6 separate regions of the Homo sapiens genome follow, and all the other regions are linked to region 4. A link is a contact called in ENCODE Hi-C or POLR2A ChIA-PET data. All regions are on one chromosome and are shown on one strand. The core of a region is the stretch at or near the end of the contact, and the rest is flanking DNA. Distances in the headings are between cores, read along the strand shown.

What was found. A loop is a pair of places that touch in the nucleus more often than their neighbours do. ChIA-PET counts read pairs that join two places held with the same protein, here RNA polymerase II (POLR2A). Pooled maps may share reads with other maps.
Region 1: a pooled map shows a loop between it and region 4 (7-fold over the local background). The contact joins the promoter of CCDC97 here to the promoter of HNRNPL in region 4. A Hi-C loop is called at or near these places in 1 of 50 pooled maps.
Region 2: a loop to region 4 is called in a map of CD8-positive, alpha-beta T cell, with 9 times the contacts of the local background. The contact joins the promoter of ZNF565 here to the promoter of HNRNPL in region 4. A Hi-C loop is called at or near these places in 1 of 168 maps with a recorded cell type or tissue (CD8-positive, alpha-beta T cell), 1 of 37 single-sample maps with no recorded cell type and 6 of 50 pooled maps. POLR2A ChIA-PET finds 5 or more read pairs at or near these places in 1 of 52 experiments (AG04449).
Region 3: a loop to region 4 is called in a pooled map, with 19 times the contacts of the local background. The contact joins the promoter of TBCB here to the promoter of HNRNPL in region 4. A Hi-C loop is called at or near these places in 6 of 50 pooled maps.
Region 5: a pooled map shows a loop between it and region 4 (25-fold over the local background). The contact joins the promoter of HNRNPUL1 here to the promoter of HNRNPL in region 4. A Hi-C loop is called at or near these places in 1 of 37 single-sample maps with no recorded cell type and 9 of 50 pooled maps. POLR2A ChIA-PET finds 5 or more read pairs at or near these places in 2 of 52 experiments (PC-9 and activated CD4-positive, alpha-beta T cell).
Region 6: a loop to region 4 is called in a pooled map, with 22 times the contacts of the local background. The contact joins the promoter of NFKBID here to the promoter of HNRNPL in region 4. A Hi-C loop is called at or near these places in 2 of 37 single-sample maps with no recorded cell type and 9 of 50 pooled maps.

The regions. Positions count from the first base shown.
Region 1 is chr19:41,307,819-41,311,999 of GRCh38, forward strand. CCDC97 (coiled-coil domain containing 97) reads left to right here and starts at 2,354. Exons shown (of 5, transcript NM_052848.3): 1 at 2,354-2,538. The coding sequence starts at 2,493. LOC105372401 (a long non-coding RNA gene) reads right to left here and starts at 2,231. Exons shown (of 2, transcript XR_935968.4): 1 at 2,120-2,231; 2 at 1-2,007. RefSeq lists enhancers at 947-1,126, 2,400-2,689.
Region 2 is chr19:36,211,869-36,215,975 of GRCh38, forward strand. ZNF565 (zinc finger protein 565) reads right to left here and starts at 2,797. Exons shown (of 5, transcript NM_152477.5): 1 at 2,754-2,797. It overlaps ZNF146 (zinc finger protein 146), which reads left to right and starts at 3,238. Exons shown (of 4, transcript NM_007145.3): 1 at 3,238-3,328. RefSeq lists enhancers at 2,752-3,181, 3,292-3,481.
Region 3 is chr19:36,112,477-36,116,734 of GRCh38, forward strand. TBCB (tubulin folding cofactor B) reads left to right here and starts at 2,992. Exons shown (of 6, transcript NM_001281.3): 1 at 2,992-3,198; 2 at 3,565-3,708. The coding sequence starts at 3,085. POLR2I (RNA polymerase II subunit I) reads right to left here and starts at 2,399. Exons shown (of 6, transcript NM_006233.5): 1 at 2,322-2,399; 2 at 2,183-2,237; 3 at 1,863-1,936; 4 at 1,701-1,775; 5 at 1,539-1,590; 6 at 1,233-1,341. The coding sequence starts at 2,380. The coding sequence ends at 1,279. It overlaps OVOL3 (ovo like zinc finger 3), which reads left to right. Exons shown (of 4, transcript NM_001302757.2): 3 at 284-488; 4 at 977-1,235. The coding sequence ends at 1,185. RefSeq lists enhancers at 1,383-1,894, 1,913-2,042, 3,633-3,722 and a silencer at 3,233-3,322.
Region 4 is chr19:38,847,651-38,851,769 of GRCh38, forward strand. It overlaps HNRNPL (heterogeneous nuclear ribonucleoprotein L), which reads right to left and starts at 2,336. Exons shown (of 13, transcript NM_001533.3): 1 at 2,050-2,336. The coding sequence starts at 2,316. RefSeq lists enhancers at 597-1,535, 1,374-1,463, 1,536-2,473, 2,624-2,713, 3,044-3,113 and silencers at 1,664-2,203, 2,214-2,473.
Region 5 is chr19:41,262,149-41,266,229 of GRCh38, forward strand. HNRNPUL1 (heterogeneous nuclear ribonucleoprotein U like 1) reads left to right here and starts at 2,224. Exons shown (of 15, transcript NM_007040.6): 1 at 2,224-2,650. The coding sequence starts at 2,356. RefSeq lists enhancers at 130-179, 210-299, 656-1,195, 1,196-1,735, 1,736-2,274 and silencers at 2,280-2,519, 2,610-2,679, 2,700-2,749.
Region 6 is chr19:35,897,706-35,901,851 of GRCh38, forward strand. It overlaps NFKBID (NFKB inhibitor delta), which reads right to left and starts at 2,835. Exons shown (of 12, transcript NM_139239.5): 1 at 2,737-2,835; 2 at 1,014-1,117; 3 at 767-827; 4 at 1-151. The coding sequence starts at 2,797. RefSeq lists enhancers at 550-1,122, 1,123-1,694, 1,707-2,263, 2,109-2,358, 2,264-2,819 and a silencer at 2,719-2,868.

The DNA of each region.
Region 1 (4,181 bases), core at 1,104-3,603, 2.5 Mb after region 4:
AAATGCACGCTTAAACAAGGGTCCCTGGTTTAAAATCCACTAGTTCATTTTTAAAGTGCTTCTCTTGTTCTCTACCTCTCACAGTCTAAAATCCCTCCAGGAGTTTTTGAGTAAAGGACATGGAACAGGCCTCTAGGTGGAGGGATGGGTGGGACTGATGGGGCAGAGACCAGGGCTGGTTTGTTTGGCATCATCACTGGGCATCCACAGACCACCTGCCTCAGGCCTGGCCTGTGTGCAGCACGGAGGACAGTTCCTGCCTGTTCTGTGTTTGGGGCTCATGGGGATTCCAGGAGCTTCATGTTTCAGCCAGTGTGTGTGAGCCACCTGCTGTGTTCTTCAGCTGTCCTGGACAGTGCTGGGGACATAGTATGGCCACGGCAGTCCTGGACCCCGTTCTCACAGAGCTCCCACTCCAGAGAGAACAAAGACCTGCCAGCACCAAGTGGTCAGCTGTGAGAGCCTGGGGTGGTGTGCAGGGAGGGCTTCCTGGAGGAGTGAGCCAGGGTAAAAGACTCCAGATTGCATCCCCATGGCCCATCTTCCCCTTCCTTAGCAACCTTATGTCTTCGTTCCCTCATACATGCTGTGTTCCTGGCTCCTTGTGAGAGACAATGCTGGGCCACAGGAGAAGCCAATTCAGCCCCAATCTTCCCTGGTGGGAGCTCAGAGCCTTGTGAAGGGGAGATGGGCAACAAAAACAAGGGAGGGAAACTGACTAGTCTCAGAATCTCGGGTAGGGCATCAGAACGTGAGAAGGAACCAAGGTTGGTGGCTAAAAGGGACCCTAGAATGCGCCAGAGAGGAGGTGGCAGGGCCTTTAGTCTGGAAAGTCCCCTTCCCTTCATGTCCATATGCTGGGCTACAGCGCCCTCTGCTGGCCTCTCCTGGTAATGCCTAGGAATCTGGGTTGGTAAATAGGGACCTCCTTGGCTTTCTTCCACAACTCCAGACCTCAAGGGAATGCAAATGGGGAAGCTCTTCCTCTGTTCTCAGCCAGTTTTTCTCACACGTCTCATCTCCAGTCCCTTGATGCCCACTCCCTTCAGAATAAAGGAGGTCAAGCCACTTACTATGGCTTATGAGGCCCTGCATGGCCTAGCACCTGGTAACATCGCTGGCGCCCTCTCTTTCTGCTCCCCCTTTGAATATCAAATCAGTGTTTATTTTGTTCTGAGGAGCCATAAGTCCTTTTTGGAACCCACAAATGATGCCATGAACCACTGCATTGGAGAATACAGAGGTACATGGAATTTTGCATAAAAATTCATGAGGTTCTCAAAACCTCCACAGCCCAATCATGGCTTTCAAGTTAGAGCTCCTTTCCTATGCCCTGACCGTAGTGAAGTGCTTGCAGCAACCAGAACCGTCCGTACGTGCCATCCTCCTCAAGACTCTTCCCTACCTTCCTCTTAACCCAGCTCCTACTCGTTCTTCAGGTCTTAGCTTGAGGGTACCCTCCCAGAAAGAAGGCTTCCTTGACCCTCCAGCCTGGGGTGGACAGCTCCCTCAGCCCTCTGGATCCATCAAAGCCCTGGCCACTGAGTGACATGTCTGTCTACTCTGCTGGTAACACCTAAATAGAGCCCCACCCATCCCATAGGGAAATAAGGACCAGAGTTGTCTTGTTTCACACCTGTAGATTTCCTCCAGGTCCTGGGAACACAAAATGGGAAGTTCTATCTCACTATCCATCTCATGCCAGCCAGAGACAGGGTATGATGACGGAAGTAAGCCAGGCTGGTGGCTCACGCGCGTAATCCCAGCATTTTGAGAGGCTGAAGCGGGAGGATTGCTTGAGGCCAGGAGTTGGGGACTAGCCTGGGCAACAAAGTGGGACCCCTGGCTCTACAAAAAAATTTTAAAAATTAGCCGGGCGCGGTTGTGCGCGCCTGTAGTCCCAAGTACTCCAAAGGCTGAGGCAGGAGGATCACTTGAGCACAGGAATGTGAGGTTACTTGAACTGTGATCGCGCCACTGCATTCGTCTAGGCGACAAAGCGAGACCCTGTCTCAAAAAAAAAAAAAAAAAAAAGAGTCAAGGCTTAGTAATATTCCTGAATTCCTGAAGGAGTTAAGAAAGGAAAAGGACAAGCGGGGGTCTAAACGAGAGCACGAACCCTCAGCGTATGACGGCTCCAGGCTCCGGGGGAAAGTCCTTTAGCCATCCATCCCAAAATTAAGCACGCTGGGAGCTGGAGTCACAGCAGTGATAAAACGAACAATGATTCTGGTTCCTACTGACTGACAGGAGAGGTTTAAGGGTCTCTCACTCTCCGGGGAGCCCCTTTCCTTCCTGGCTGCGGAGGGCGGAGCCCGAGAGAGGCACGCATGCGCAATGCAACGTCTGCCTTAGGCCCGGAACTTCGGTGCCTGGGCGCAGCGGTGCACCCGGACCCGGAACATTCTCAGGCGAAAGTGTCTCTTGCGTGCGTGGGCCGGAGGTTAGTGTGCGGGGCCCGCCGGGCGGTTGAAAAGTCCGAGAGAATCAGGATGGAGGCCGTGGCGACGGCGACGGCGGCGAAGGAACCCGATAAGGGTGAGATCTTGGTCACGCGCAGGCGGCGGGTGGGTGCGGTTGCGGTGTCTCTAGGAAATGATTCCCCCAGGAACGCGAAGTAGGACTCGTTTTAGGGGGACACCCACCCCCCTCAGCTTTACCGGTCCTCTTCACTACTTTGCCCAGATTATTCCCTCCCTTGTCGCGGGCTGACCTTCTTTTCCTCCATTCCTTCCCCCCGAAATTAACCTCTTCCCAGTTCCAGACCAATCCTTTCCATGTCCCTAATTCATTTCCTTACCAGGCTAACTCTCAAATTAACAGAAACCTCTCTACCCCGGCCTAATTCCTGCATTGCCTCAGACCAGCCCTTCTCAAATTACCTCCTTCCCTGTACCAAGCTGAGCCTTCCCTTGCTCTCTAGACGAATCCTCCTACCTTTCCAGGCTAAACTTCTACCTGCCTCATGCAAACTTATCCCAATCTAACGATTCCTTCATTTCATTGTAACTCCCGTTTCCCCCAAAGTCCGAAATCCAGCCAGGCTCCTTTCAAAGTCCTTACTCAATTTCTGTGCTTTCCCACAACCTTCAAAGTAATCCGACGTCGGGTGAGGTGTGATTGGAAGCGTGGCTCCAACACCACTGGCCAAGAATTGGTAATTGTGGAAGCCAGATGGAGATGATTGGTATATGGAGGTAGGGGGAGAATTGTCGTTGTACTTTCTACTTTTGTGTATGTTTGAAATTTTCTAAAAATAAAAAATTTAACCTAAAAAAAGTCTTAAGGCCGGGTGCAGTGGCTCCCGCTTGTAATCCCAACACTTTGGGAGGCCAAGGCAGGAGAGTTGCTTGAGCCCAAGAGTTTGAGACCAGCCTGGGCAAGAGAGAGAAACCTGATCTCTATAAACATTTAAAAATTAGCCAGGCCTGGTGGCTAGGGAGTAGCTAGGACAAGCTACTCAGGAGACTAAGGTGGGAGTGTCACTCGAATCCTTTGAGATTGCAGTGACCTAAGATTATTACACCACTGCACTCCAGCCTCTGCAGCAGAGTGAGACTTGAGCCCAGGAGTTTGAGACCAGCACTGGCAACATAGCCAGACCCCATCTCTACAAAAAATTTAAAAATTAAGGCCGGGCCCGGTGGCTTACACCTGTAATCGCAGCACTTTGGAAGGCGGAGGCAGGAAGATCACCTCAGGTCAGGAGTTGGAGACCAGCCTAGCCAACATAGCGAAACCCCATCTCTACTAAAAATACAAATATTAGCCAGGCGTCGTGGTATGTGCCTGTAATCCCAGCTACTCGGGAGGCTGAGGCACCAACTGGAATCACTTGAACCCGGGAGGCGGAGGTTGCAGTGAGCAGAGATCGCACCACTGTACTCCAGTCTGGGTAACAGAGCAAAACTCTGTCTCAAAAAAAAAAAAATTAGCCAGGTTTGATGGTGCATTCCTGTGGTCCCGGCTACTCAGGAGTCTGAGGCGGGAGGATCACTTGAGCCCAGGAGGTCAAAGCTGCAGTGAGCTGTGTTTGCACTATTGCATTGCAGTCTGAGCAACAGAGCAAGACCCTGTTTCAAAAAAAAGAAAAAAAATTTGTCTCTTGGCCCCATCTGTCTCCTTCAGAGAGTCATGTATACTTGGTCTTCATTTCCTCGTCTCCTGCTCACGACTGTCTG
Region 2 (4,107 bases), core at 1,547-4,046, 2.6 Mb before region 4:
TGACAAATAGCTGGTAACAACTTTTTCAGGCAAGCGTCATCAACGGATAAGACTAATAGATGAAAGGAGGATAAGAAACGGGATATTCACATAGGCTTAAAGTATTTCTTCACAAGACATGTATCAATTATAATGGGAAAAACAGTGACTTTGCAGCAGAGAAATCTGGCAATCACCGTCTTAACCAAGCGGTTAAAATTAATACCACTCATAGTGTAACGAATTGACCTCGTGGGTCCCTGGCATGATGCGCCGAGAAGGGTACATCGCTTTCGGAGTATTCTTGCCCCAAAGGCAGAATCTGAATTTAATCAACAGGAAATATCAGACAATTCCAAAGAGAGGAACATTCTACACTGCAGACTCTACAAAACAAATGGCCAACATGGTGAAACCCTGTCTCTACTAAAAATACAAAAAATTGGCTAGGCGTGTCAAAGGAGTTACAAAAAGGAAAATGGAGACCAGACATGGTGGTTCACATCTCTAACCCAGCACTTTGGGATGCTGAGGGAGGAGGATCACTTGAGGCCAGGAGTTCGAGACCAGTCTGGCCAACATGGTGAAACCCCCCTCCCCCCGTCTCTACTAAAATTACAAAAAATCAGCTGGGCACGATGGCATTTGTCTGTAATCTCAGCTTCTCAGGAGGCTGACGCAGGAGAATCGCTTGAGCCTGCGAGGTGGAGGTTGCAGTGAGCTGAGATCACAGCACTGCACTCCAGCATGGGTGACAGAGCAGGACTCCGTCTCAAAAAAAAAAAAAGAGCAAATGGGAATTCTATTGTTGCTACATTTTAAAGTCTTAAATTCAAAATGAAAAGTAAAGAAAAAAATTTAAAAGAACATTAGGTATGCAGGGAGCAGGGAGGATATAGGCCTTTCAGTCCATCTCCAAGGCACGCAGTAAATTACTCCTATGGCAAATACTGGAGACCAGGTTACTTTGGTAGGGGTGAGGGTGGTGGTGGGGTGGTTCTGAAGTTTCAGAAGAAGGAAAGAAAAGCATGTCCTGAAAAACAAGAAGGATTTCAGAGAAATAAGAATAAAACCTGATGTACTTGAACTTGGCACCTTTCTTGGAGAAGGGTTAAGAGCAAGGAATCATGAACAACCAGGTCATTTTTGAACCACCATCCTCCTTACCTACCATATAGGGAAGTGTGGTCACAGAACACCAGGCATCTGCCTAAATCCAGTGTCACTCAGAAGGCTGAGGTCACTCCTGTCCAGGGCCAGAATCTGTCCTAACTTCAAAGGTTCTGCATGGGTCAAGCACTAGAGTCACTGGCACACTTGGTGCTGCACATACAGTCAGTGTCACACAAACATAACCACACATCCACTCTTTTATTTTTTTGAGACAGGGTCTCGCTCTGTCACCTAGACTGGAATGCAGTGGTTCAAACACGGCTCACTGCAGCCTTGACCTCTCAAGCTCGAGATCCTCCCACCTCAGCTTCCCGGGTAGCTGGGACCACAGGTGTGGGCCACCACACTCAGATAATTTTTAATTTTTTGTTTGTTTGTTTTTGAGACGAAGTCTCGCTCTTGTCCCCCAGGCTGGAGTGCGATGGCGCGATCTCGGCTCACTGCAACCTCTGCCTCCTGGGTTCAAGCGATTCTCCTGCCTCAGCCCCCTGAGCAGCTGGGATTACAGGCACCTGCCACCACGCCCAGCTAATTTTTGTATTTTTAGTAGAGACAGGGTTTTATCGTGTTGGCCAGGCTGGTCTAGAACTCCTGACCTCAGGTGATCCACCCGCCTCGGCCTCCCAAAGTGCTGGGATTACAGGTGTGAGCCACCGTGCCAGCCATTAATTTTTTTTTTTTTTTTTTGTACAGGCCAGGCTGGTCTCGAACTCCTGGGCTCAAGTGATCCTCCCACCTCGGCCTCCCAAAGGGCTGATGTGAGCCACCACACCCGGCCCTACATCCACTCCTGAGACACAGGACACAATCACAGACACCTCTATACCTTTCCAGTCACAATATCTTTCCAGTCACAATCACACACCCGCTAAGACACACCCAGTCACACAATCTACTCTCCACTGTGATACAGTTACTCCCGTATAGTCACAAGCCCCACACACCAACACCCACAAATGCCTCATATAGTCACAGTCACACACCCACTCAGGGGACACACGCCATCACTGGTACTTTACGGCACCCAGTCACAACTGAACTTTCACTGTGGACATACACACAGTCACACTCACACAAGCAACCCACACAAGCAGTGGCACCCCACTCCCGCATACACAGCACCACACACATACACACAAACACACACACCAAGGGATACAGGAATACACAAGCGGCGTCACCACACAGTCACAGGCACAGGCAATTGCACACGGCCACAGTGTCACACAACCAAAACCACGCACACACCTTGGAGACATGAATCACAACCGCACACCCGCAGTGGTCACACAGTCACAACTGTACTCACACCCCAGGAACAGGGCGAACAGGCCACATATACAACGGGGACACACGCAGTATCACCCCCGGTCACAAGGACCCTGCACCCCGATACTCTCTATCACACATGGTTACACAAAAACCACCAGACACCCTGGAGACAGGCGGTTACACGTGCACAGTTGCAGACACCCACACCCAGCCACACAGCCACAAAGACACATTCAGAACGGCGCATCCGCAGCCAGCTCCCGCCTGCGCGCACAGATTCGAGGCTCCGGACACGCCCCGGCCCCGCCCAGGACTCCCAGACCCCTCACCTTCTGCCTCCCCTGGTCGCGTCCGGGTCCTTGCGGAGCTAACTAGCTCGCCACGACGTCAAGAACGACGTAACGTCAGGCCGCTGTGGGCTCTGGGAATTGTAGTCCAGAGCTAGATCGGCCACGGACAGAATGGCGTTCTCTTATCTCTGAGTCGGGGCCTGGCTCGTTTTGACATTTTTGCGCCCACGAGTCTTCGGAGAGGGCGTCGCCACTCCAGACCTTCCAGCAAGCTTGAAGTCATCTGACGCTAAAGGACTACTTACCTCAAGAGCTCCATCGTCACAGAAGGAGGCGGCCAAGTTCGCGGGGGGAGGGGAGGAGACAGAGAGTCGACCAGTAAAGCCTCAAGGGAAATGTAGTCCAAGGCCTGAGAAGCGACGTTGCTGGTAATAGAAGGTAATTCAGTACCAGCCTGGGCCTGGCCGCGGTGACCGAGGCGGGCCGCGTCGCGGAGACTTCTGGGAGTGCTTCCTCGCTCTCCGAGTGCGCAAGCGCAGCGCACCGAGTGGACATTTTGGTCTTTGTCCGCGGGTCAGTACGGCCCCTGGGTCCACGTGGCGCGAAAGTAGGAGGTGGGATCTGGGCGTCTCGGGTCGGTCGGACCGGGGAGGTTAAAGGGGAGGATTCCTGATCTTTAGGGGCGCGGCGCGAGGGCAGGGAGTGGGTGTAAGAGCTTCTGGCCTACGTGCGGGGCGGAGATGGGGGCCTCTGAGGCGGGTTTGAGCGAGTGTGACCGAGTTTGTCCTCAAAGTTTGACCTGATGTTTGGGATTGTTGAGTGAATGTGAAACTGGGTGCGGGATTGTGTGTGATTGTGCCTAAGAGGGAGATGTAGGAGACCAGCATTGAGGTATAACGTTTGAGCTGCACTTCCCTTGTCGAAAGTGCTGATAATTATAACGGTGCCATCTTCCTGGAGCGTCTTTTTTACTTGAAAATTGAAGGGGTGGAAAAGCTAAGTGGTGAATAATTTTAAAACGAGTTTTTATATAAAAGCATTTCTTTTTAATTGGAGTGGCATGCAAATCACCGTGACTTTTTTTTTTAATTAAACGAGAGTGTTTCGAAGGAACTTTAGTTTCGGGGTGCCTACTTCAGACTATTCAAATCCCCATCTTTGGGGTACTTAAATAGGGCTGTTAAGCAAAGCCCTAGACTAAACAGCATTGTACGCTTTGAGAAGCAATCCCATATAACGGCGCCCAGGATGAGGGAGTCAACGGTTTTAGGTTAGGCACAGTTATCCTCATTTTTTGAAGAAAGCTTAATTGTTGCAGTGTTTATCTATGAGTCTGGACTAAATCCTAGGTGTCTTAATTCCTTAATGAGTCGAGGCGTTCTCAGGTTGTATG
Region 3 (4,258 bases), core at 1,742-4,241, 2.7 Mb before region 4:
ACCACTTCACTCCTGCCTGGGCGACAGAGCAAGACTCTGTCTTTAAAAAAAAAAAATGTGTATGTCACATCAGAAGATGGGACTTGGCATAGAGAAAGTAAGGACCATGGGATAGTGAGGGAAGGCCCTGGAGAGTGACAGGCACACACACTAATCACTGTCTCCCACCTGCCTTCCTAATCCTCCGTGGTGGCTCAGGACACTCTGTAAATACTCATTTGCAGAGTAACAAAGGGTGGATGGGGTCCAGCCAGAGAGGCTAATAACTCCTGCATCCCTCCAGCAGCCCACACAGGGCAACCTGACCTCTGCTCCCAGGGGCCCTGGGACGCTGGGCTGCCCGCTCTGCCCTAAGGCCTTCCCTCTGCAGCGCATGCTGACAAGGCACCTCAAGTGCCACAGCCCCGTGCGCCGCCACCTGTGCCGCTGTTGTGGCAAGGGCTTTCATGACGCCTTCGATCTCAAGCGCCACATGAGGACTCACACTGGTGAGCAGTGGCAGGGACAGGGAAAAGTTGCTGGGCCCCAGGTGGGGATGGAAGGAAATGGAGAGAGGTGCTGGGCTGTGGAGTGTCCATGGTTTGTGTATGTGGGGTATGGAGAATCAAGACATGATGTCTCTCGGACCCCAGTGGGTGGGTGTAAGGTGGCACCAAAATAGGGGCCTGTCACGGAATGCAGAGTGCAGACGGATGCCGGTTATACGATTCAGGCTCCAGATCGAAAGGCAAGGGAAGGCCTCCCTCTCCATCCCCCAGGGGAGGGAGCATCCTGGTGAGGGAGAGTGGAGACACAGGTGTCTGGCCCATGTCTGCACTGGGTGACGGTAGCAGATGGTGGGTCATGGGCGGAAGAGTCTGAAGAGCTTGGAATAGGTACCAGAAATGCTCAACACTGGAAAGCAGGGTGGGGGCGCTTTAGTCCAGAGCCCATTGCCCTCTCTGTCCAGCCCTCCCCTCTGCGCCCATCTGTGCAGGGATCCGGCCCTTCCGCTGCAGTGCTTGCGGGAAAGCGTTTACGCAGCGCTGCTCCCTGGAAGCTCACCTTGCTAAGGTGCATGGACAGCCGGCCAGCTACGCTTACCGTGAGCGCCGCGAGAAGCTGCACGTGTGCGAGGACTGCGGCTTCACCAGCTCCCGGCCCGACACCTACGCACAGCACCGCGCCCTGCACCGCGCAGCCTGATACGGTGTGCCAGCGTCCTCCCCACGAGGCAAATAAACACAGAAAACTCACGCATGGAATCTGGTGTTTATTACACTCGGGGGAGAGAGGAGGTCACTCGGTCCAGCGGTGGCCGCAGTGTGGGGCTGTGCACACGTAGTAAAGGCGCATGGCGTCCTGGCAGAAATGATGCATGGTTAGGAAGGATTTGGACCCAGCAGCGCCTTACCCCAAAAGAACAGGCAAGAGAACTTCACCAATAGGTAAGGGCCCGGCAGAGTTCCAAGAAGCGCAGGGTCACCCACATTGATATCCCCGCCCCCAGAAAGGACCAAACAAGCCCCAGATACTTAGAAAGCCCTCGCGCCACTTACCTCGGCCCGCGCACTGTGTGACTGGAAGAACACAGCCTCCTTGTGGCCGCACCTGAGAGGGTAGGGGCTCGGTCACCGGAGGCTTCACACCCTTCCCTCCTCCCTTCGCCCAGTGAGGAGACGAGCCTCACTTTACCTCCCCAGTACCAGCTGAACGCTCACTTTTGGCACGGGTGGTCCTCGGTCCGCGGCAACGTGGGGTCCTGGGACACGTCGGCGATAATCTGGGTCAGTTCGCTGCAGGGACGCGGGGGTGCAAAATTACGCTCAGACCCAGCCTCCAGAGCCAACACCCCCGCCCCCAGCTCAGGGCCCGCCACTCACTCCACTTCGTGCGTGATCTTGTTGACATAGATGCAGCTGTTGTCGGCCTCCTGCTGGTAATCACAGTTCCGGCACTACGAGAGGGCGAGTGTGGGGGAAAGGGGGTCACGGAAGGATTCCAGACAAGATTGGGAGGAGAGGGCAGGGTGATCCCGGAGGATATGACGACAGGACTCTCTTTGGGGATGGGCAGGACATGAGAGTCAGGATCACTTGAGGTGCAGCGGAGGGCGAACAGGGAGTCCGATCACAGAGGCAGGGGGCAGGGCGGGGCCACGCTGGGAACAGGTGGACCTGCCGGGGAAGACCCCGGCGCTCACCGCGTAGAGCAGAATGCGGTTCTCCTTGTCTTCCTTGGGGTACAGCATGTTGTTACTGTGGGGAGGGGGAGGTGCCAGGGGTTAGTTCTGGAGCCATTCCTCGCCCGCCTTCTAACATCACCCGCTCCCTCCGCCTCACCATTCCTGGCAGAAGCGAATACCCACGAAGCCCGGCTCGTAAGTCCCGTCGGGCTCCATGGCGACGCGCAGCCCGCGCAGCCCTCCCAGCCTTCCGCGCTTGCTCCGCCGCGCTACAGGTCGCGGGAGGGGCCAGGCCTAGGTGCTTCGCCAAAAGAGGGCGGAGCTGCGCACACGTGCTGGCTCCCCGCCGCCTCGGGCTCGGCTCTCTCCGCGCAGAGGTTTCATGGCTTGCTTCAATCTTTTGATATCTTAGAGTAATTGCTTCCAATTTTTGGGCATCGCCGCCTCAGTTTACAGAATAGTATGGATCTGGTGCCAGAGCCGGGAAAACGATGCGCATCGTAAACCGCAAAACACTGAGCATCCAGGACAGAAGCCAAGGCGCTTGGCTTGGTTGAAGGCCAGTGCGCATGCGCGAGTTTACCCTTCGCGGACTGGGCGAGCTCTTGCCACTCCTACCTCCGGGCTTCAGTCTTCGCCGCCTGTTCTGGTCCTTTCCCGGGCCGCTATTGGAAGAACCGTGAACTATGGAAGGCCCCTCTGGATTGGCTGGGCTGGCCCAAGAGTAAGGAGAGCCCTCTTCCTGGCGGTGGGGAAGGGACGGCGGCGATTGGCGGACGCTCCTGGCAGGAGAGCGCGGATTGGTCAGGCACGGAGCAGGAGGCGGGGCTGATAGCCCAGCAGCAGCAGCGGCGGCGGCGGCTGCGGAGCGGGTGTGAGGCGGCTGGACCGCGCTGCAGGCATCCGCAGGGCGCGGCAAGATGGAGGTGACGGGGGTGTCGGCACCCACGGTGACCGTTTTCATCAGCAGCTCCCTCAACACCTTCCGCTCCGAGAAGCGATACAGCCGCAGCCTCACCATCGCTGAGTTCAAGGTGTGGCCATGGGGGCGGGGTCCGGAGGGGCGGGGCGAAGAAATTGGGGGGTTCCCGGAAGGGGGAGGCTGGGAGGGGCCGGGGAGTGACTGGGCGGGCCCGGAGGTGATCCCAGGCTGCGGAGGCTGGGGACCCGGTCGCGGCGGGGCGGGTCCGGAGAGAACTCGAGAGTGCAGAGATGAGGGCCGGGTCCAGCGAAAAATCCGACGGTCCAGAGGGCGGGGGCAAGAGGCGAGGGGCTGGATTGCGGCCCCGTGCGTCCTGACTGGGGGGTCTTTTGGAGGAAAAGGGACGTGGCGATGGTCATTGATGCAAGGGGCGGGGCCTCCGTGGCCTCCTTCTTCTCACCCTGCCTCCTCCTCACAGTGTAAACTGGAGTTGCTGGTGGGCAGCCCTGCTTCCTGCATGGAACTGGAGCTGTATGGAGTTGACGACAAGTTCTACAGCAAGCTGGATCAAGAGGATGCGCTCCTGGGCTCCTACCCTGTAGATGACGGCTGCCGCATCCACGTGAGGACTCTCTATCTGGGACACTCCCCCACCCCACCTTTCATTTGGTTATTCAACAGACACTTGCTGGGCTTTGCCCTCAGTCATACCCGAGATAGGTCCTGCCTTCGTGGAGCCTCCAGTGCAGCCTGACGAGAGACAGACCCATCATTAGACAGGGACAGCCTAGAGTGGTCTGGGCTGGGATCAGGAAATCCCAGGGGACTGGAGCCACCAAGAAGAGGTGCCTGACTCCACCTGGGAGAATCAGAGAGGGCTTCCTGGAGGAAGGGATGTCTGAGCTGAGGGATGAGGAAAGGGTGACTTAAGAGAAAGAGGTGGAAAGGAGGGAGCAGGGTGTACAGAGGCCTAGAATGTGAGGTAGGTCACAGTGAGCGACCAGGCTGGACAGCTTGGGAGAAACCAGAACACAGGATCTCTTTGTGCATCCACTCAGTACATCCTTTCTGTCTTTTTTTGAGACAGAGTCTCACTCTGTCACCCAACCTGGAATGGAGTGCAGTGGCACTATCGGGCTCACTGCAGCCTTCACCTCCTGGGTTCAAGTGAT
Region 4 (4,119 bases), core at 1,086-3,585:
GGCTCTTGCTGTAGCTTCTGAGGAAGGTATAACGGAGGGAGGGCCACACAAGTCCCAAATCTTACGTTCTTCCAGGGACCCCCCTCTCTTCCCACTGGTCCACTCGACCAAGGAAACATGGGAAAAGAGTAGCTGGAAAAGGAGATACACTGGCAGCAAGGGCTCTAACAGCTATCTGCTACAGTTTGAATGAGGACATCCCCTTTGCATGTGCCCCAAATTCCTTGCCCTTTAACTGGCTGAGCCACCATCATCTAGCTAAGCACACCTGTTCCCCACCACTCACACCCAGGTTCAGTCAGGGCAAAAAACAACACATGCCCCAGAAACTGGGGCAGCCAGGCCAGTCTTGACCCCTTCTAGTCTTGAATCGCCCTCCCACCAAAATCTGCTTTGGAAATTACTGCCTAGGTCAGACTAAGAAAAACCAGACAAGAAAAGTCTTTTATTTATTTTTTGAGATGGAGTCTCACTCTGTCACCCAGGCTGGAGTGCTATGGCGTGATCTTAGTCCACTGCAACCTCCGCCTCCCAGGTTCAAGCGATTCTCCTGCCTCAGCCTCCCGAGTAGCTGGAATTACAGGCCCTCGCCACCACACCTGGCTAATTTTTTTGTATTTTTAGTAGAGACGGAGTTTTGCCATGTTGACCAGGCTGTTCTCGAACTCCTGACCTCAGGTAATCTGCCTGCCTCAGCCTCCCAAAGTGCTGGGATTATAGGCATGAGCCCCCACTCCCGGATGGAAAGTCTTTTAGAAAGACCAGAGACTCCAACCCATACCATTAAGAACCGACTGCTCCTTCCTAAGAGAAGTATCTTACACCCACCGACAAAAGCCTCTGGTCATCAGGAGAAAGATTAACTCTCTTCCGCCTCTCCTGGGCTCTGGGGCCGGCCCCCTGTCTGAGAATCACTGGGCAGAAGTGCGTGGAAGGTGGGTAGAATTGGATTCTATTTCAGGAGCGATCCACGCGAACCACAGGGTGAGGCACTCCCGCCAGGTTAGCAGCTCCCACAAATGGGAGTTCTAACTCCAGCCCTGCCCCTCACTAGCTGTGCCACCTACAGTAATTCACCTCATCTCATCTCTCTCCTGGCCCATTTCCTCCTTTGTAAATCGGGAATCCCAGTATCTCCCCCAACCTCAGGAAGCGTTAAGGATTTTCAATTAAGATGTCTTTAAAATGTGTGGGACAAGGCCAAGATTAAAACGCTAGCAACTCGTAACCCCTAAACCCTGGAAAACCCTGCAAATAGGCGGCCCTGTAAGACTTCAAGATTTTGGAAAGAGTGGGGACTGGGCCCCACTCCAAAAGCAACGACTGGTGTTTTCGGAGGGACTGATTACAGGGGGTCGAAATGCTTCCAACATGGCCAGGAAATAGTTTGGTTTATCAAATCCTCGGTACCCAGTGAATCCCCGGAAACTGTAAGCAAACTTGTGATGGTTTCAAGGCTTCGCTCAACTCCTAAAAGGCTAAAAGTGCATTTCACAAGTCCTCTTCCCATTTTCAATGCCTACAAAAATGAGAGCATCTAGGCTCAAACACATCCATTTCTGTATAGACACAAGGCTGGGCCTTAGAGATTAAGCTGCCATCAGACGGAATTCCCCACTCTAGAGAACAAGGCCGCCGCCCACCCGTTCCCGCTCACCAGGCGCTCCCCTAACCGCCCACGAGGCCGGGCGGGAACACTGCGCCTGCGCATGGAGCCAGCGAAGAAAATGATAAAGGGGAAAAAAACCGGCCGGGCCGCGTGCCCGGCCCCCACACGCCAGCCCGCGGCGCCTGCGCACTGGGCCATTCGCCTCACGAGCTACTTCCTCTGCGCTCCCCCACACCCCGCTCCGGACCCCGCGCACGCGCAGGCGCCTGTCCTCGCGCAAACCCCGCCGTTTGCCCAACGGCCGCCCCTCCCCCACACCGTCAACGACGCGATGGCCTGGGCGCGTGCGCAGAGGCCCCCCTCAAAAAATAAAATGCCCTCAAGCTGGGAAATTGTCCCCCAGTTCCCGGCCTTCCCAGCGCCTAGGGCCCTGGCCTCACCCCACCGCCGCCGCCGCCCGCCGCCCCGGCTCCTCCACCGCCACCGCCGCCGCCTCCGTGCTGGTCGCCGGCGTTGTCAGTCTTGAGCCGCTTAGGGGCCCGGCCGCCCTCACTGCCGCCGCCGTAGTAGCGGCCACCGCCGCCTCCGCCGCCCGCCGCCGCCATCTTCACCATCGCTCCCGACCGCCTCCGCTGCTCGTCCGGCTGCTGCCTCTGCTCCAGCCGCCGACGCCGCTTCTCCGCCCGGGGCAGCAGCCTCCGCGACATGGCGGCGCAGAACCCGCCTCCCCCCGCCTCTCATTGGGGGAGGGACACGCCCGTCACCCGCCGCCCCCACCCGATAGGGGGAGCCACTGGTCCCGCCGCGGGGGGAGGGTAGGCCGCCACACGCCTTGCGCGCTTATTGGACATTGCCCACGCCGTTCTGCAGGAGGGCCCGCCCTTGTTTGTCTGAGACACTCCTTATAGGTGGTCGCTTTCTGCCAGTCTTTCCGTCGACCCCGCCGCCTTAAAATAAAATCCAATTTGATAGGTCGGATTTCTGGCGCTGCTGGCCTCCCTAAAAGCACCTGATAGGAACGGCGCTCTAAACCTCCCAAGAATCTCCGCCTCCCTCCCACTTTCATTGGTCTCCTCGCTAATCCGTCAGCACCAGTCACAATGACGACCTTCCCGCGCCACTTCGCAAGGAGACAAGGAAGCCCCGCCCTTTTTTGGTCTCTCTCCAGTGGTGGTTACAGATGCCCATTCTTCTGCGTCTCCACTGATTGGTCAATGGAGAGTGGAGCGCACCCTCTCACCAGATGGTAGGACTGTTGATACGCTCTGATTGGATGAAATGGGGAGCCCCGCCCCAGGGTAGGCGCTCTTTGGTGCAGTATACGAAACGAGCGAAGGCGAGAACGCATGCGCAAATACGCTTTCAGGCACCGCCCAGAGGCGGGGCCCCCTTATGGAGCGACCGCTGTGTGTGCGCCGGAAGGCTAGACCAAGATTGACAGGAACTCCCAGGGTATCTCTGTCGCCATCACTATACCGTGTTCATTTCTACCTCTAGGAGGAATTGTTAAAATCCCAAATCTGAGCCTTTTCCTCAGTAGAAAACCACTCGCTGCTGCCGACTGTCTTCGGACCCTGTCCAGTTCTAAATTCAGCCGCAACCCCTTTCAGTTTCCCTTGGGAGAAGGCTCTTCCGCGCACTCTCCATGTGTGCCCATGCAGTCCCTTCCACCTGCAATAGTCCACTACCCCTCCTGCAGGAGCTAAGGGCCAAGTCATCTTGTCCGTGCGATCTAAATTAACAGGTCCCTGCCATCCCAGACCCCCAGGATTCCCTTCAAAGCCATAACTCGGGCCAGTGGTTTTCACCTGACAGCTCGACCCCTCTGAGCACCACAGGAGGTCCTGGCCCCGACCCTGGAGAGGGTGGCCACCTACCAAGCGCCCAGTACAGCACCTGGCACAGTGCAAGCCCCCTGCACAGGGGAGGCGTTCTTGTGATCTGTGCCTGCGTCGGGCCTTTCTTCCTCAAGGGCGGGGTAAGACCACCCGCACTGCACCAAGAGAATGTCGGAGGGTATCTCCAGACTCCGGCGAAGCCCAACTGGCGGAGCCTGGGGGGTGGAGAGGAGCGCGCCCCAGTTATCACGCGCAGGCAGCGGGGTCAAACGGGGATTAACCCGGGATCCCGTCCTACGGCATTTAACATTATGGGGCTGCCCGCGCAGGGTGTGGGGGGGAACACCTTAGCGAAGCTATTGGCAAGTGACGATATCGCCAAAGGGGGGAAAAGAAATAAAAGCGAAGCTAGCGTCGTGAGAAACGCGGCGGACGCCCCAAAAGTGCTCCAGGACCTTTCTGCCCGGCTGATGGGGGATTTCGAGTTGAGGTCCGGGTGGAAACTAAGTTTGAAATGGAGGCCGTGTGTGGTGGCTCACACCTGTAATCCCAGCACTTGGGGAGGCCAAGGCGGAAGGCTCGCTTGAGCCCCGGATTTCGAGGTTGCAGTGAGCCGTGATCGCGCCCCTGCACTCCAGCGTGGGCGACGGAGCGAGACCCTATCAGAAAAAA
Region 5 (4,081 bases), core at 974-3,473, 2.4 Mb after region 4:
AAACATGCTCAGGCAGATACCCGCCACGAATAGGAAGAGACACAGACCTAGAGTCAAGTGACACAAATACTCAAGAGACATGTAGAGTACAACAGGTACTCACAACCCCGAACGTTCAGACTGACATAGAAACACAGGCACAGAACACCTCCGATCATCACGGACCCACAAAGGGCCTCCAGCGAAGACCAGCCCACCGTGTCTGGCACGCACTCGCGAGCGGGCGTTCGCGGGTGTGGCCGGCAGCAAATGGAGAAACCCTTGGCAGCGCCCGGACGCCCTCCAGTGGCGGCTCCTGAGAACCGGGGACAGTTCAATCCGGGCCACAAACTTTTTTAGAACAAATCATTGTGGGAAGCTGGGAGGAGAGAGAGAGAGAGGAAGTCGGACGTGGGCGAGGGGCGGGGTGTCTGGACTGGAACCTCTGGGCCCACGTGAGTGTCTGTCCCGCTGCTGAGTGGGTGCTGTGTGTTTGGGTTGCTGTAGTGTTCGCTTGTAGTGCAACTATCCTGTGTTATCTTTATTATTCGATGCCGCCTGCCTCTGCGGACCGTAGTGGGCACATCTACACTGCAGCGGGGTGCCTTACCCAAAGCAGATCGGAATTGGGGCCGGGCGCGGTGGCTCACGCCTGTAATCCCAGCACTTTGGGAGGCCGAGGCGGGCGGATCACTTGAGGTCAGGAGTTCGAGACCAGCCTGGCCAACATGGTGAAACCCCGTCTCTACTAAAAATACAAAAATTAGTCGGGCATGGTGGCGGGGACCTGTAATCCCAGCTACTCGGAAGGCTGAGGCAGGAGAATCGCTTGAACACGGGAGGCGGAGGTTGCGGTGAGCTGAGATAGAGGCCCTGCACTCCAGCCAGGGTAACAAGAGCGAGACTCCGTCTCAAAAAAAAAAAAAAAAAAAAAAGAACAACAAAAAAAAGAACTGGATGCGTCTGATCTGACGCACGCCTGTTTGTTTACGACTGCGGGGTGTGCCTTTGTCTGAGTAGAGATAGTGTGTGGCTTTTGCGGGCTTAACGTGTGGCTCAGGAGGCAGTGGGAGTCTGCATCATGTATCCCGATTGCGTCTTACTCGAGTTTTGTTTTGAGTTAGAGGCGACAGGTGGTGCAGCGTTAGACACTGGGAAGCTCTGTGGCTTTTGTATTCCTGAGCGCGAAGGTTAATGACGGATCCGTGGGGTTGAGCTTGTCGGTACAGACGCCAGACAGCCCGATTTACGGGAACAGCCGATTAGAGGATTCGGGAGAGCGGTCGGTGAACTTCTGGATGTCTTTCGGGAGGGGAAGGCTCTATGGTCGCGTGCAGAGCGCCCGTTCCACGTCAGGTACCCGACCATAGAGCAAGGCGGCCGCGGACTACCCAAGGGAAGGGGAGGCCGTGTCCTTTACAACTTGCCTCCCGTTGTTAGTCTAGTTTCTATAGCCAAACCTTCGGGACTCTCTCAACTCAAAATTTTGCTTTTCCTAAAGGCAACTGGGTTCCTTCCAGATTACGAACTGTGTATCCACTTAATCTCTATTTCGTATACCTCCTCCTACAGCGAAATTTGTGAGGCAGTCCTCTGAAGCACGGCCAATCTGGTGAACTTTTCCTAAAATGAGCCATCGCTACCAGCTTTAGTGAGCTAAGACAATAACTGCGATTGGTGGGCAGATTGTTTTGAAACCGCCCTAACGGCAAGGGGCGGGCTCCTGGTGAATTCATCTCTTTCCGGTTTCTTAAAGGCAACAGGAAGGAGGGGTTTCTGCCGACCCTCCATTTGATTGGTTCTAGTGGTTTTACCCGCTCGGACTCCTCAAGGGGCGGGAGATGTACACCAATCGGAATGTGTGTTACAGAGACACTTAGTTTGATGAAAGGACTGCGCAGGAAAGGCCGTGGGACACTCATTCTGAGATCTTACCGTTGATTGGACCAAATTGTTACTCCCTTATTTTCATTGGACCTTACGGCAGCCGGCGCGCGAGAGTTACCCAATCAGCAAGCGCTCCGCCTCCTGCCTTTTCCCGCCCTCCGCTCCGGCCTCGGCTTCGACGTAGGCCAACGCTTCCTCCCCAGTAGCTCCTAGGCCTTCTCGTGGCCGTTGTTTTGAAAACGGCGCTCTGATTGGCTAGGTTTCCGGGCCCGCGCCCGTTGCCCCACGCACTGACCAATTGGCACTCATGTAACATCGGACGAGGCACGAGTGAGGGGGGAGGCGGTGGCGGCGGCCATTTTGAGCCGCTGCCGCCATTGGAGTGGGCCCCCCCCCTTTCCCCCTTCGCCTCCTGACAGGAAAGGTTTAAGGGGGACAGAGCCCTGGGAGGCCGGGCCGGGCTCGGGGGCCACCCCGGGGGCCCGGGCCATGGATGTGCGCCGTCTGAAGGTGAACGAACTTCGCGAGGAGCTGCAGCGCCGCGGCCTGGACACTCGAGGCCTCAAGGCCGAGCTTGCTGAGCGGCTGCAGGCGGCGTTGGAGGCCGAGGAGCCTGACGACGAGCGGGAGCTCGACGCCGACGACGAACCGGGGCGACCCGGGCACATCAACGAGGAGGTCGAGACCGAGGGGGGCTCCGAGCTGGAGGGGACCGCGCAGCCACCGCCGCCCGGGCTGCAGCCGCACGCGGAGCCCGGCGGCTACTCGGGGCCGGACGGACATTGTGAGAGTGCGCGGGGCGGGGGCCGGGGAGCCCGGAGCCTGGGCCGAGGAAAGGGCTGTGGGACGCGGGAGTCCAGCGCCTGAGGTCGGGGAGACGACCTGAGGATCGGGGGATCCCGCTACCCGCCGCCGAAAAGGATCTGGGGACCAGGGCCCCAGCACGACCGGAGGGTGGATCCTGACACTCAGTGCAGGGGGGACACTGGGGGAGGGGCCTCTGGGTTTCGGAGGTGAGGGACGGGGGTGGCGGGGAGGATTCCGTACCGTAGGGATCGGAGACCGGAAACTGCTTTCTGGAGCCGAAGAGAGTCGGAAGAACAAGAGGTTTTCCGTTTGGGTTGGGGAGGGTCTCGAAAATGGGGATCCTAGGGTACGGAGCTCCGTGGGCTTGGCGGTCGTGCTAGCCCAGCGTGTGGGCTGGGGGGTGGGGAGCCGTGTTTCCAGGGTGGGGAAGGAATGTCCAGGTGTGCGGGGCTGCGAGAGTTCTGAGGAAGGAGGATCCTGGAATATGCCGCTGGATGCGATCCTGGGCGTTCTCCTATTTGGGTACGGGGGTGGGTGGGAGAGGTGGAGGCGCTGGTGTCTGTGGCTGGGGAGGGTCCTAATGGACTCAGTGCTTTGGAGTTTGGCTAGTGAGCATTTAGGGGCTGCGGGAGATTGAACTAGGGGGCACCCCCATCTCTCTTCCGGGGCTGGAAGGCCACCCTTGAAGCAGGCACAGCCTGGACATTAGGTGCTGGGAGATCTGGGGACTTTCTGGTTGGCTTCTAGAAGAGGTATAGGGAGCCCTGGTGTCCAGAGGCTGGCGGGGGAGAGGATGCTTTCCTGGACAAAGGATCTGGGGGTCTAGAGCTAAGAAAACTGAGGGCAAATAACTCTTGAGGCTGCTGCTGACTGGTCTGGAGCTAACTGTGGGGTTTTTGGAGAACAGAGGGTAGCTGGGGGTGGGATGGGGGCAGATGAGTTGGTAACATTCCAAGTGGATGAAATATGTGGCGGGAGACAGAGGATCCTGTGTCCAGCACAGGAGTACGTATCTGGCTTAGCGAATATGGGGAGGGGGGAGGCCGTAGGGAGCAAAGAGAAAGAAACCTGTTGACTTCACTGGAGGCCTCAGAGTGGAGTGTGGGGAATGTTTCTGGACCTGAGCGTCTCCAGGAGAAATCTCGACGGTTCCCAGAAGCAGTTATTTGTGTACCCAGGGAGTGGGGGCCCTCGGGGAGCAGCACGGAACTCTTCATCAGCCAGGAGCTGTGACTCTGGGAATGGGTTCGGGTAGACCTGCGGTTGTCTGAGGAGAGGAAAACCTGATATGGGACGGCGTGAATCTTCAGTTAGAAAAAAAGCAGCTTTCGGGCCGAGTGCAGTGGCTCACGCCTGTTATTCCAGCACTTTGGGAGGCCGAGGCGGGCGGATCACGAGGTCAGGAGTT
Region 6 (4,146 bases), core at 1,585-4,084, 2.9 Mb before region 4:
TCAGGAGGCAGGAAATTTTCGGCAGCAGAAGCAGGGCAAGAGTAGGGGCTGTCAGTGTAGGCAGCATGCGTGTTGGGGTCCCAGTCTGGAAAGCCCAGGCTGCTAGGTCCAGAACCCACAGTCTCCGAGTGTGCTGGGAAGGGAGGGTGGCCTGCGTGTAAGAGGAGGGGCAGGGGCAGGTCTGGTTACCAGAGTTGGGGACGTCACATCCAGGGCTAGAGGGCCTGGCGTCTCCCAAGGTACTGAGAGTTAGTACTTCTGGGACACCAAGCTCCCGGGACCTGGATTCCTGGGACACTGAGGAATTGAGGGCCTGGACTCCTGGGGCACTAAAAAGGCTGAGCCTGGGCCCTGGGGCTCCGTAGGACTATGTGCATAGACTACTGGACTCAAGAGAACCTAGGAAATCAGACTGCTACTGAGTTCCAGCAAGAATGAGGGCCTACCAGCCTAGGCAACATAGCCAGACCCCGTTTCTACAAAAATTTAAAAAATTAGCCAAGCAAGGTGGCATCGCCTGTGGTCCCAGCTACTTGGGAGGCTGAGGCGGGAGGATCACTTGAGCCCAGAAGGTTGAGGCTGCAGTGAGCCAGATAGCGCCACTGCACTCCAGTGCCAGGGCAACAGAGTGAGATCCTGTCTCAGAAAAAAAAAAAAAAGGGAAGAATGAGGGCCTGACTCCCAGGTGTCCCAAAGTTCTGAGAGCTGCGATGTCTGAGTCCCTTAGGGAAGGGGGATGGGGAGGCCGGGAGCTGAGAGAACTTACCAGTCACAGCCTCATTCACAGATGGGGTCAGGGGCTGCTCTGGGGGAGGGAGAAATTGTCCCTGTAGAGACAAAAGCAAAAAGGAACCCAGGTGACTTTATCTGGCAGATTCCTCCGGGTCTGTCTCGGATCTATAAGACATTTCGGTCAGGACCACCCCTCTCATCAGCCCCGAGGGCCCGGCAAGCCGCTGAGTCCCTACGGGACAGCACGGGGCCTCCGGAGAGCTGTGGCTCCCTGGCCTCACCTGCACCCCGCCAGCGTCGGGCTGCTGCTGCTGGCGGCGCCTCTGCTCTTCCAGAAGCTTCTTCACGGTTTGCGTTGGGCAGTGGCTGCGCTCACCCCTGCTCACTGTGCGGGAGAGGAGAGGGGGAAGTCATCAAGGGTCCTTAAGTCACCTAAATGCCGCGGGGGTGGCGCGCGGGGAGTGGGTTTGGGCACCCTCCTCGCCCTCCCGCGCGGAAAAACTGGCACATAGATGCCGCCTGACTCCTCCAAAGCCATTAGAAGATTTGGGGTGGGGCATCCGCCTCCGCCGTTTCCTTCCTTTTGCTCCGCACTTTCCCTCTGACCCAACTTTCCACCACCGTCGCGGAAAGTGAGGAAGGGGGAGGAGGGCACCCCTCTGCAGCAACCACCCCACTTCCGTAAAAAAATTCCACCCCCAGATATCCAAGTTTTGAAGTCAGCGGGTTGGTGGGGGGCCGGCGCCAGGCGTCACTCCCTAGACTCACATCCAGGTTCCCAACATTTTTTTCCCTAGAACCTGACCCGGAAATCAGGAGTCCCCAGCGCCCCTCCTCGAGAAGTCAAAGGCCTCACCCCGGGCCGGGAGCGGTGGCTCACGCCTGTAATCCCAACACTTTGAGAGGCCAAGGGGGGCGGATCACCTGAGGTCAGGTGGCCAACATGGTGAAACCCCGTCTCTACTAAAAATATAAAAATTAGCCGGGCGTGGTGGCAGGCGGCTGTATATCCCAGGTGAGGCAGGGGAAACACTTGAACCCGGGAGGCGGAGGTTGAGGTTGCAGTAAGCGGAGATCGCGCTACTGCACTCCAGCCTGGGCGACAGAGAGAGACTCCATTAAAAAAAAAAAAAAAAAAAAAAAAAGGCCCATCCATACAGTCTCTTTTTCAGGCCCCAGGAATCTGGACCCTCAGTTCCTTCCTCTCTAGGACCTGGGAGCCCCAGTTCCCAAACTCCTTCCCACGACTCAGAAAGACAGAACCCTCACCCTTCCGAGCCTGGGTTCCGGCGGAGGAAGGGTTAAGTGGGGATTGCGCGGGGCGGGGGCGGGAGGAGGTGGCTCGGAAACAGCCCCGACGCGGCGCGCTGACGCCACGGCGCTCACGCAAGGGAATCTTCCATCCTCCCCTTCCCCCCAAGTCCTGTGCCCCAGGTGTCCTGCTCCGAGGCGGGGCGCGCGGCCGATCGTGGCGCTCGTGGAATCCCCGCGCAAGGGGAATTCCTGCTCAGCCCCGCACGGGTGGCCATCCGGAAATCCCAGGGCGGGGCAGAGGCAGGGTCACCGCCAGCGTAGACCCTGAGGCCAGGCTCCGGACCCTTCCCCACCGAGACCCACGCCGATTTTAAGCAACCACGCCCCCCCCCCCCCCCCCCGCACTCAGCCTAGTCCCTGCTTCTAGGGGTAGGAGTCTCGGTTGCCAGCAACCCCTAGCACCTCCAAGGACCCAGAGATCCAGCCTCCCAAGCCTCCCAGCCCTTGCACCCTCGGGGCCCTGCGATCCTGGATCCCCAGGCCCCTGCACCCCCAGGACCCAGAAGTCTGGGATCCCAGCCGCCCCTCTGTCACGATCCACGATCCCCTCCTCCTCCAAACACCTAGGGCCCTCACTCTCGGGATAAAGGACTGACGCTTCAGCTCCGTCCCTCAGGGCCTCGGGAGTCTTTCGATCCTCAGTCCCTCACTCTCTTAGGGGGCCGAACGCGTCCTGCCCGCGCCCATTACCTCGGGGATTCCGTGGCGTGGATTGCGGGCCCCCAGGGCCGCGGCCTCGGCGCTGCGCCAGCCTCGCTGTTTCCCCCGCGGAGCCGCCGCCGGGTCCCCGATCTTGGGTCCGGTACCCGCGAGTTTTTAAACTAGGGGTTATGGCACCGCCCAGTCCTGGGCAGGGCCCGCCCACAGGCCTGGGAGTCCCCGGGTCGCGCTCCGGCGAACGCAGTCCCTGAATGGGCGCGGCGGACTTGGGAGGCGGACTACTCAGTCCCCCCGGGAAGGAGGGAGCTGGGGTCCAGATCTTTGCTCTGAAGGAGCCTAGGGCACCGGGCTCCAAGAGGAGGGAGAAACCGGGGGGCCTGGATTTCTTTTCTTTTCTTTTTCTTTTTTTTCTTTTCTTTTTTTTTTTTTTTTTTTTTTGTTGTTGTTTTTGAGAAGGAGTCTCTGTCGCCCAGGCTGGAGTGCAATGGTGCGATCTCTGCAAACTCCGCCTCCTGAATTAAAGCGATTCTCCTGCCTCAGCCTCCCGAGTAGCTGACACTACAGGTGCTGGACACCATGCCTGGCTAATTTTTGTATTTTTAGGAGAGATGGGGTTTCACCGTGTTGGCCAGGCTGGTCTCGAACTCCTGGCCTCAGGTGACCCGCCTGCCTTGGCCTCCCAAAGTGCTGGGATTACAGGCTTGAGCCATGGTGCCTGGCTGGGGCCTGGATTTCTGGGTCTGTGTCTAAGGGGGTGCTGGAGGCTTTGTCTCCTGGGTCCTGCCCATGGGGGTAGGGGTAGGAGTGGGGATGGAGATGGGGTGGGGGCAGGGAGAATATTACTGGGTCCAGAGGGAGGCAGGACTGGGGGTCTAGACTCCCAGAGGAAGGGTCTGTGGGTAAGGGTATAGGGTGTGGCTCAATTTCTCCCTCTCCCCTACATCACCCTTTTTAGAGGTCTGGTTTCATTTACTCATTCATCATTTAAAATAATTTATTGCAGCAGAGGAGGCATTTTGCTGTGTATTGTGAACTAAGCAGGCAGGAATTCCCAGCCCTGGAGCTGGCATTCCAGTGGGAGGCCACTCTCAGTTTCACTTGGTGACCTTTCACAGCACTGACCATGTTGGCCCTATTTCTCCCCTGCTTGCTTGCTTTTCTATTTTATTTTATTATTACATTTTTATTGTTAGAGAGAGGGTCTCATTCTGTCGCCCAGGCTGGAGTGCAGTGGCAAAGTGGTGAGATCTCGGCTCACTGCAACCTCCACTTGCCTCAGTCTCCCAAGTAGCTGGGATTACAGGAGCCTGACACCATGCCCGGGTAATTTTTGTATTTTTGTAGAGACGGGGTTTCACCATATTGGCTTGAACTCCTGATCTCAGGTGATCCCCCCACCTTGGCCTCCCAAAGTGCTGGGATTACAGGCATGAGCCACTG